Linked DNA regions of Mus musculus: region 1 is linked to region 2. A link is a contact called in ENCODE Hi-C data. All regions are on one chromosome and are shown on one strand. The core of a region is the stretch at or near the end of the contact, and the rest is flanking DNA. Distances in the headings are between cores, read along the strand shown.

Region 1 (3,377 bases), core at 778-3,277, 1.0 Mb before region 2:
CTTTCACTAGTTTTAAAATATCCTTTTCCTTAAAATCGTTTTCAAAGGAAACATTCACCACAGTGGTATAGTGAGACAGTAATTCACAGTTACTAGAAAAGCCATGCCGTGTGCCCTGGGTGCCACACTGGGGGGTGCTCTAACTTCTCAGACTCTCAGAAGAAAGAGAACAGATTATGTTTGGCACTGTCAGTGAGGCAGGGGATGGATAGGGGAAGAGAAATAGCCACTGAAAATGAACCAAAGGCCCCAAAGGTTCCTACACTGTCCCCCAGAGCCCCAGACCTTCCTGTACATGCATACAACTGCTTTCCTGAGGGTTTCCCAGCGAAGGGTTAAAGTTGGATTCCCAGCAGCCCCTGCCACCTGGCTGGGCCACTGTTCTCTGCTCACACCCTGGGCATGTGGCATCAGAGGCCCTCCCCATGCTGGCCTCCCACAGGCTGAGAAGGGATTTGATGTGACATTCCATAGGCATTCAGCCACCTGCCAAAACACCCTGCCTACCCCTGGCCCGGAGCAAAACGCCTGGAGCCTGAGGCCATTTGCCAGATGTGCCTGCTCTTCAGCACACTGGGTGGGGTGTGTTGGGGCATGGCTGATAGAGGAACCTAGCATCCCCATTCCTTAGGCACATTTACTGTCATCCATTTCCAGTGTCTTATAGCAGAGCAGGTAGATTTCCAAAGACCCTGTGAGCAGGAAAAGAATTTGGCCAAGGACCCTTGAAGGCAGGGGCTCCTGACCTTGGCTGTACAGCCCGGATTCAGGCCCCACCTTAGATAATGGCACTGGGCTGGCCTGGGGCGGGGTGCCAGGATTTCCACATGGGGCTTGAATGAGTTCCAGGAACTTAGCACCTCTCTATTGGCCAAGGGTCAGGCCACCATGACCTGTTGACTAAGGTCTCCTCTAGCTTGGTGCAGCAGGACAGGGCCTGCTGTCAATGCTTAGGACGCAGACTTCTAACTGCCTTCTAACAGCCTACTGTGTGCCGATCCAACAAAAGTGGGAGGTGTTAGCCTCAAAACCAGGCTTGGCAAAAGAGACGGCAGGGTTCTGTTTTGCCACGTGGTGCAAGTTCCCCCTCGCTGGGATGTATGAAGAATACATGAAGCAAGAGGCTCAGATTGTGGGGTCACTTTTGAATTAAAGGGTGACTGTGAAGAGCACTTTAAAGGACGCCTGGCATACAGACAGTGCTTGGTGATATGTCATTGTCACTGTCACTAGTATGCCTCAGTGTAACCTCTGGTGCGTGTGTTTCAGAGTGGTTAGTGGCATACTCGAGACGGCCCAGCGTTCAGCTGCTGTCATCAGGTCCAGGTGATGCTGAGGTCTGATGCTTCCTCATTGCTTGTGCTATCCCTCAGGATCCCCCGTGTCCCCATACTAAGGACAGCTAGCTTGAATGCCTGTCTACTCACTGTTGCCAGGCTCAGTTAAGTCAAGGCAGCAACACCCAAGCCAGGCAGGGCCATAAGAGGTCATGTCTCAAAAACAGATAAAAGGAAAAAGAAGTAATGAGAAAGAGATGTGACACCTTGAAAAGGCCTGGCCCTGGGTACCCAGTGTCTCCACTCTGCCCTGGCTTGTCTCCTGTCTTTCTTCAGAGCCAGTTGCTTCTCTGCTCCACCCCTGGGTCTCTGTTTCACCCTCTATAAAATGGCAGCACTGTCCCTATGTCTGTCAGAGATGGGCATCACGGGCACACTGACCCTTGATGACTAAATCCTAGAGAAGTAGTATGCAACGGCCCAATGACTCACTAAGTCGCTGACTTTATGCTTCTGGGACTTGGGGGCAGAGATGTCAGATTCCCACATTTCTGCCCCTTTCTATGGCCTGGCCAAGGAATCACTGGAGACCAGCTGGGGCCTGCAGAGATCCCAGCCCATGGGCAGCGGCCCAGCCCAGCCCACCCCATGTCCCTGTTCTTTCTTGTGCTCAAGCGTGTCACGGATGTTACCCTGCATTTGTTGGTCATGGCGGTGGTCCAGGGGCCCCAGCCCTGCCTTTGACCAGCACCTCTGAAGAGGAGGTCAAGCCCCTCGAGCCTGCACAAATAGAAATTAGGAGGCAATTAGCTCCCCTGGGTGTGTGAATTTCCTTTGGAGGTTTCAGAGGCAGATCTTAGCCAAGCTCAGCATCGCTGAATGCAATAATGTTGTCCCCGGAGAGATTCCAGCAGGAGGTCGATGGCCTCCTGGTTCCAGGAAGTCAGAGGCAAGAAGAGTGCCAGGAATCAAGAGAGAAGGGAACCGGGCTGGTGGTAGCACCTGCTTCCCCCTCCTCCTTCCTCGACATGGCCTCCTCCTCCTGAGAGCTCCATAGGAGCCTGTGAGGTCACCTGTCAGCAGGGCTTAGATGGATTAGGGCCTGAAGTCAACAGAGTGAGCTGAGCGCTTGTTCTGGAAGGCAGCAGGGATCCAGGGAACGAGAGCCAAGATGAGGAGTCCTGGGGTCAAGAGCTGAGATGAGGGGTCCTGGGGTCAAACCCCTGGAGCTATTCTACGACCTCTGATTTGTCACTGGTTTTTTTTTTTTTTTTTGAGCCATGTCTGTTAAAAAGATAGACAGAGCGTGCTCTGGGTAGGCCATGGGGATACATCGAGGGCAAAATGGGCCAGGCAAGTTGACACACTGTGAAAATTGCAAAACCCCATGACCCATCAGCTGTCACCCTGATTGCCACAGCAGAAGTAGGAGAGTAGTTAAGAGTGTGCCCAGAGGAATCTGGCAATCTGGACTCAAATCTGGGTGTTCCCACTTCCTGGCTGTGTGTCCTTGGGGAGTCCTGCACCTTTCCTGAGTGGGTTTCCTCATCTGTCATGCAAATGCAATCTCAAAGAGTCACTTGGAGAACTAGGAAGGTTGATAGGCGAAGTGCTGAGAGCAGGGCCCAGTCCCACAGTCAGGCCGGTGGTGGTTGGCTGGGCCCTCCGTGTCAAAACTGGGCAGAGGGGCTGGAGAATCTGGCTTTACACACTCAGGAAAACAAAACAAAACAAAACAAAACAAAACAAAACCCTGCATCTTGTAGGAGAGGAGAGAAGAAGGCACAGTAGAAGAATGGGTCTGGGGCAAGAGTGGTTGAGACGTTTCCTCTTCCCTCCCCTCACCATGCCTAGATGTCCCACCAGATGCCAGAGCAACAAGATAGGGAGAAAAAACAATTCAGGCCAGAGTACCCCTCCCAGCGAGCCCCTAACCTTTCCAAGCCTCAGTTGTTCTCATCTGCAGAGTAGGGGTAGCCAGACTTCCTTTATGGGCTCTCATAGCAACAAATCCAACCCCCCAGTGTTTTCTTCCCTAACCGGGCAAGGTTTGGTACCAGATTTCAGTTCCCTGCTCTGTCTGCTACCTCCTGCAGAGAG
Region 2 (3,060 bases), core at 429-2,928:
TTCCTCACCCTCCTTTTCTAGCCGGCTTTACCTTCCCACCCAGGGTATAGCAGTTACTTGCTCCCAGGAGACCCCTTCCGCATCGGAATTCCCAGTTTCCCAGCAGATGACATTTGTCTCCACAGAGATCACTTCCAAGGGAAACATCAACACAGAATTTCCGGGCTGTGGTTGTAGCTGGGATTGGGGGTAGGAGGAAGGAGGCAGCCAAGCCCCCCCCCACCCCCCCACCCCCCGCCCCAGGACAATCCCAGTCCCTCCTATCCGAATGGGGGCCAGTTACACCCTACTGTTCCCAAACCCTGGAGAGTACAAGATGTGTACAGATAGCGTTCCTGTTCTAAAGAGTGGAAGCTCAAAGAGATGAGGTCACAGAATTAAAACAGGCAGCCACGGGAATTCATCCGGGATCAGGCCCGGGACTTTTAAACGGAAATACAAAAAGTATGGTACCCCAGATTCGTCCATCATCCATGGCACCTCAGAAAGTGCTAGAAGACTTTCGCAGAAATCGCTTTCTACTCGGTGCAGCTTCAAACCCCACCCTTCCCGATCTTCTCTTAGGACTGGGCTGGGCGGGATGACAGGACATTCCCAACCTTGTGTAGCTCTGGGCAGTGTTCCAGGTCTTGAGGTGGGGGGTAGGGAAGAGCACAAAAGTAGGAATCCCTTCCGAATGGTTGTTCCCAAGCCATTTAATTTCACACACTTCAGACTGCATCTGCGTCTGGGTATCCCGCCAATCATTTGCACCCGAGCACTCTAGACCCTCCTCACACACCAGGCTCTTCAAAGGCCAGTCCAAAGGTCCCCAGCCGATCCAGTGGGGTGGCAGATGGGATCTGGTGGCGCCTCAATCCTCCAGGCAGAGAGTTAGCTGCTGGATGGGCCTGCCTAAAGTTGTAGGTGCTTCTTATCTACCACCCTACTCCCCACCCCCGCCCCCACCCCCACTCTCGGTCCCAGAACCTGAGGGCGCAAGCTGGGGTTTAGGCAGAGCAGCGGTGCTTCGTGGTGCATGGGGCTGGCTGGGCCAGGGCAGCGAGTGCTTGCATCCAAAGTTCAGCCTAGGCTAGAGCCATGGCTACACGGACATCTCGGGCTCGAACACACCAAACCCTCCCAGCCGCACATTGTGCACTGCTTCCCCCCCCCCCCCCCCCCCCCCCCGCTAACAAAGTCTGGATTTGAAAGTTTGGCCAAGTTCGGCAGTCACCAAGGCCGCCCCCTTTCCTTGCAGAACCTAGTTTCACCCTTAGTCCCTGCTGGGGGATCCGCACGCTCGTGGGGGGTGTTCATTTCAGCATGACATCCACGACGTCCCGTAGCCCTATCCGGAGCACCCAGGGCTCTCGGGGATCAAGCTGAGCAAAAGAGGCAGGACGCGGGCCACCTGGGGAGCGGCGGGCACGGGTTGCCACTTACCCGGCAGGGTGGGCGCTCGAGGGCGCTTCGGCGCGTCGCATCGTGGGGCAGGCGATTGGGGACGCAGCGACCTCCGCGTGGCGCTGGCGCTGTCCCTCGCCGAGGGCCGGGCTGGGCGCCGCCGCCAGCCGCGCGCCCAGTGGGGAAGCGCGGGGCCGCTGCCTTCCACTTCCTGGATCGCAGCGCGCGGGGCTCGCAGGAAGAGGCCGGCCTTGGTGGTCAAGGGTTTTTTGTCAGAAGCCATTCGGCCGTGGCTGCTCGTAGCAGGGAGCCCCCTGGGGCGCGCGGAAGCCGGGCCGCGCCCCTAGGGCCGGGCCTGGCGGCGGGCGGTGCCGGGGTCGAGGACAGCACGGACTGTGGCCGCCCGGAGCCTGCGAGCGAAACTCACAGGAAAGTCTCCAAGTTGGCACCGGATAGCAAGGCACTCAGGGCTGGCAGGTGACGAGGCCCACGGCCCAAATGGGACCTCCTTCATCCCGGGGGAGCCACGACCCATACCCACTCCCGCCCCCAAGGCGGGGCACCTCCTCCACGTCCCTGACAGGTGGCCATCCTGTCTCTCCTTGATACCTTCTCTGTTGATAAGATCACTGTTTAACAAAGCAGATATCGTCCATGAAGCCTGACATCTAAGGCACCTGTGCTGAGTACAGCACCCAGTGAGAGACTAAAGGAGAAAACTTGCTAGCTTACACAACAACCGCGAGTCGTAATGCCTCCTTTTTTAAGCGCCCAGACACTCAAAAATGTCTCCTGAGCTAGCTAAGCCTGTGAGACCAGGTAATAGCGGACCTCAAGATATCACCTTGTTTAATTCATTCCCAGCCTGGGCATTATTTAGACTGCTGGGGACAGATTAAATGTTTTGTGCTTGGGACTGTCTTGTGCATTGTGCATTGTAGGAGTAACCCAACTTCCATCCACATCCTTGGCCTCTACCCACGATTACACAGGAGTGCTAGAGTGTCCACACACCCTCACAACCACTTCTCTTTTGGCATTTCCTCCAAATCAGCCTGTGGAAGTGAGAGGAAAGGCTTAGTTAACAGTCTCCTGCTGGGAGTGGTAAATGGGCCAGCTGATTTGGGAAGCAGCCTTGGCAGTTCCTCAGAAGGGGAAACTACGTACCCAAAGGGGCTTATTTCAGCTTTCAATTCCAGGTTACAGTTCATTATGGGGAAGTCAAGGCAGGGGGAGGGGGGGGATGTCAAAAAGCTGGTCACATGACATCCAGAGCAAAGAGAAATGAATGTAACCATGTTTACCTGGCTTGTGATCAGCTCACTTTCTCCACTCTTACATAGTTCAGGGCACCCTGTATAGGGAATGGTGCTGCCCACAGTGGGTTGAGTCTTCCCGCACCAATAACTTAAGTAAGACAGTCCCTCACCAGCATACTCATAGGCCTAACTAAATGCAGACAATCCCTTACTGAGAATTTCTTCTCAGTGATTCTAGGTTGTGTCAAGTTGACAAATTAAAGCTATCTATCATAGTGTGTCCATGCAAAACCTTATATATGACTGTTCATATCAGCCTTTATTTGTGTTATCCAGAGCTGGAGCTAGAGTTCAGAGGTAGAATGGTTGCCTGGCATGTGTCTGAGAGGCCCTATGTTGAAGGAAGAAAGAAAGA

Evidence for each region. A loop is a pair of places that touch in the nucleus more often than their neighbours do.
Region 1: a loop to region 2 is called in a map of regulatory T cell, with 4 times the contacts of the local background. The contact joins the enhancer-like site here to the promoter of Rin3 in region 2. A Hi-C loop is called at or near these places in 2 of 37 maps with a recorded cell type or tissue (T-helper 17 cell and regulatory T cell).

What each region holds. Positions count from the first base shown.
Region 1 is chr12:103,326,104-103,329,480 of GRCm38, reverse strand. The region is part of intron 7 of Asb2 (ankyrin repeat and SOCS box-containing 2); the gene reads left to right. Among named protein-coding and RNA genes, the nearest start is that of Gm15523, 9.1 kb to the left of the region's middle. Within about 2 kb of position 2,027, at least 2 of the 3 ENCODE cell types and tissues checked have a DNase peak (open chromatin) inside an H3K27ac peak, as active enhancers do.
Region 2 is chr12:102,281,692-102,284,751 of GRCm38, reverse strand. It overlaps Rin3 (Ras and Rab interactor 3), which reads right to left and starts at 1,678. Exons shown (of 10, transcript NM_177620.4): 1 at 1,426-1,678. The coding sequence starts at 1,466.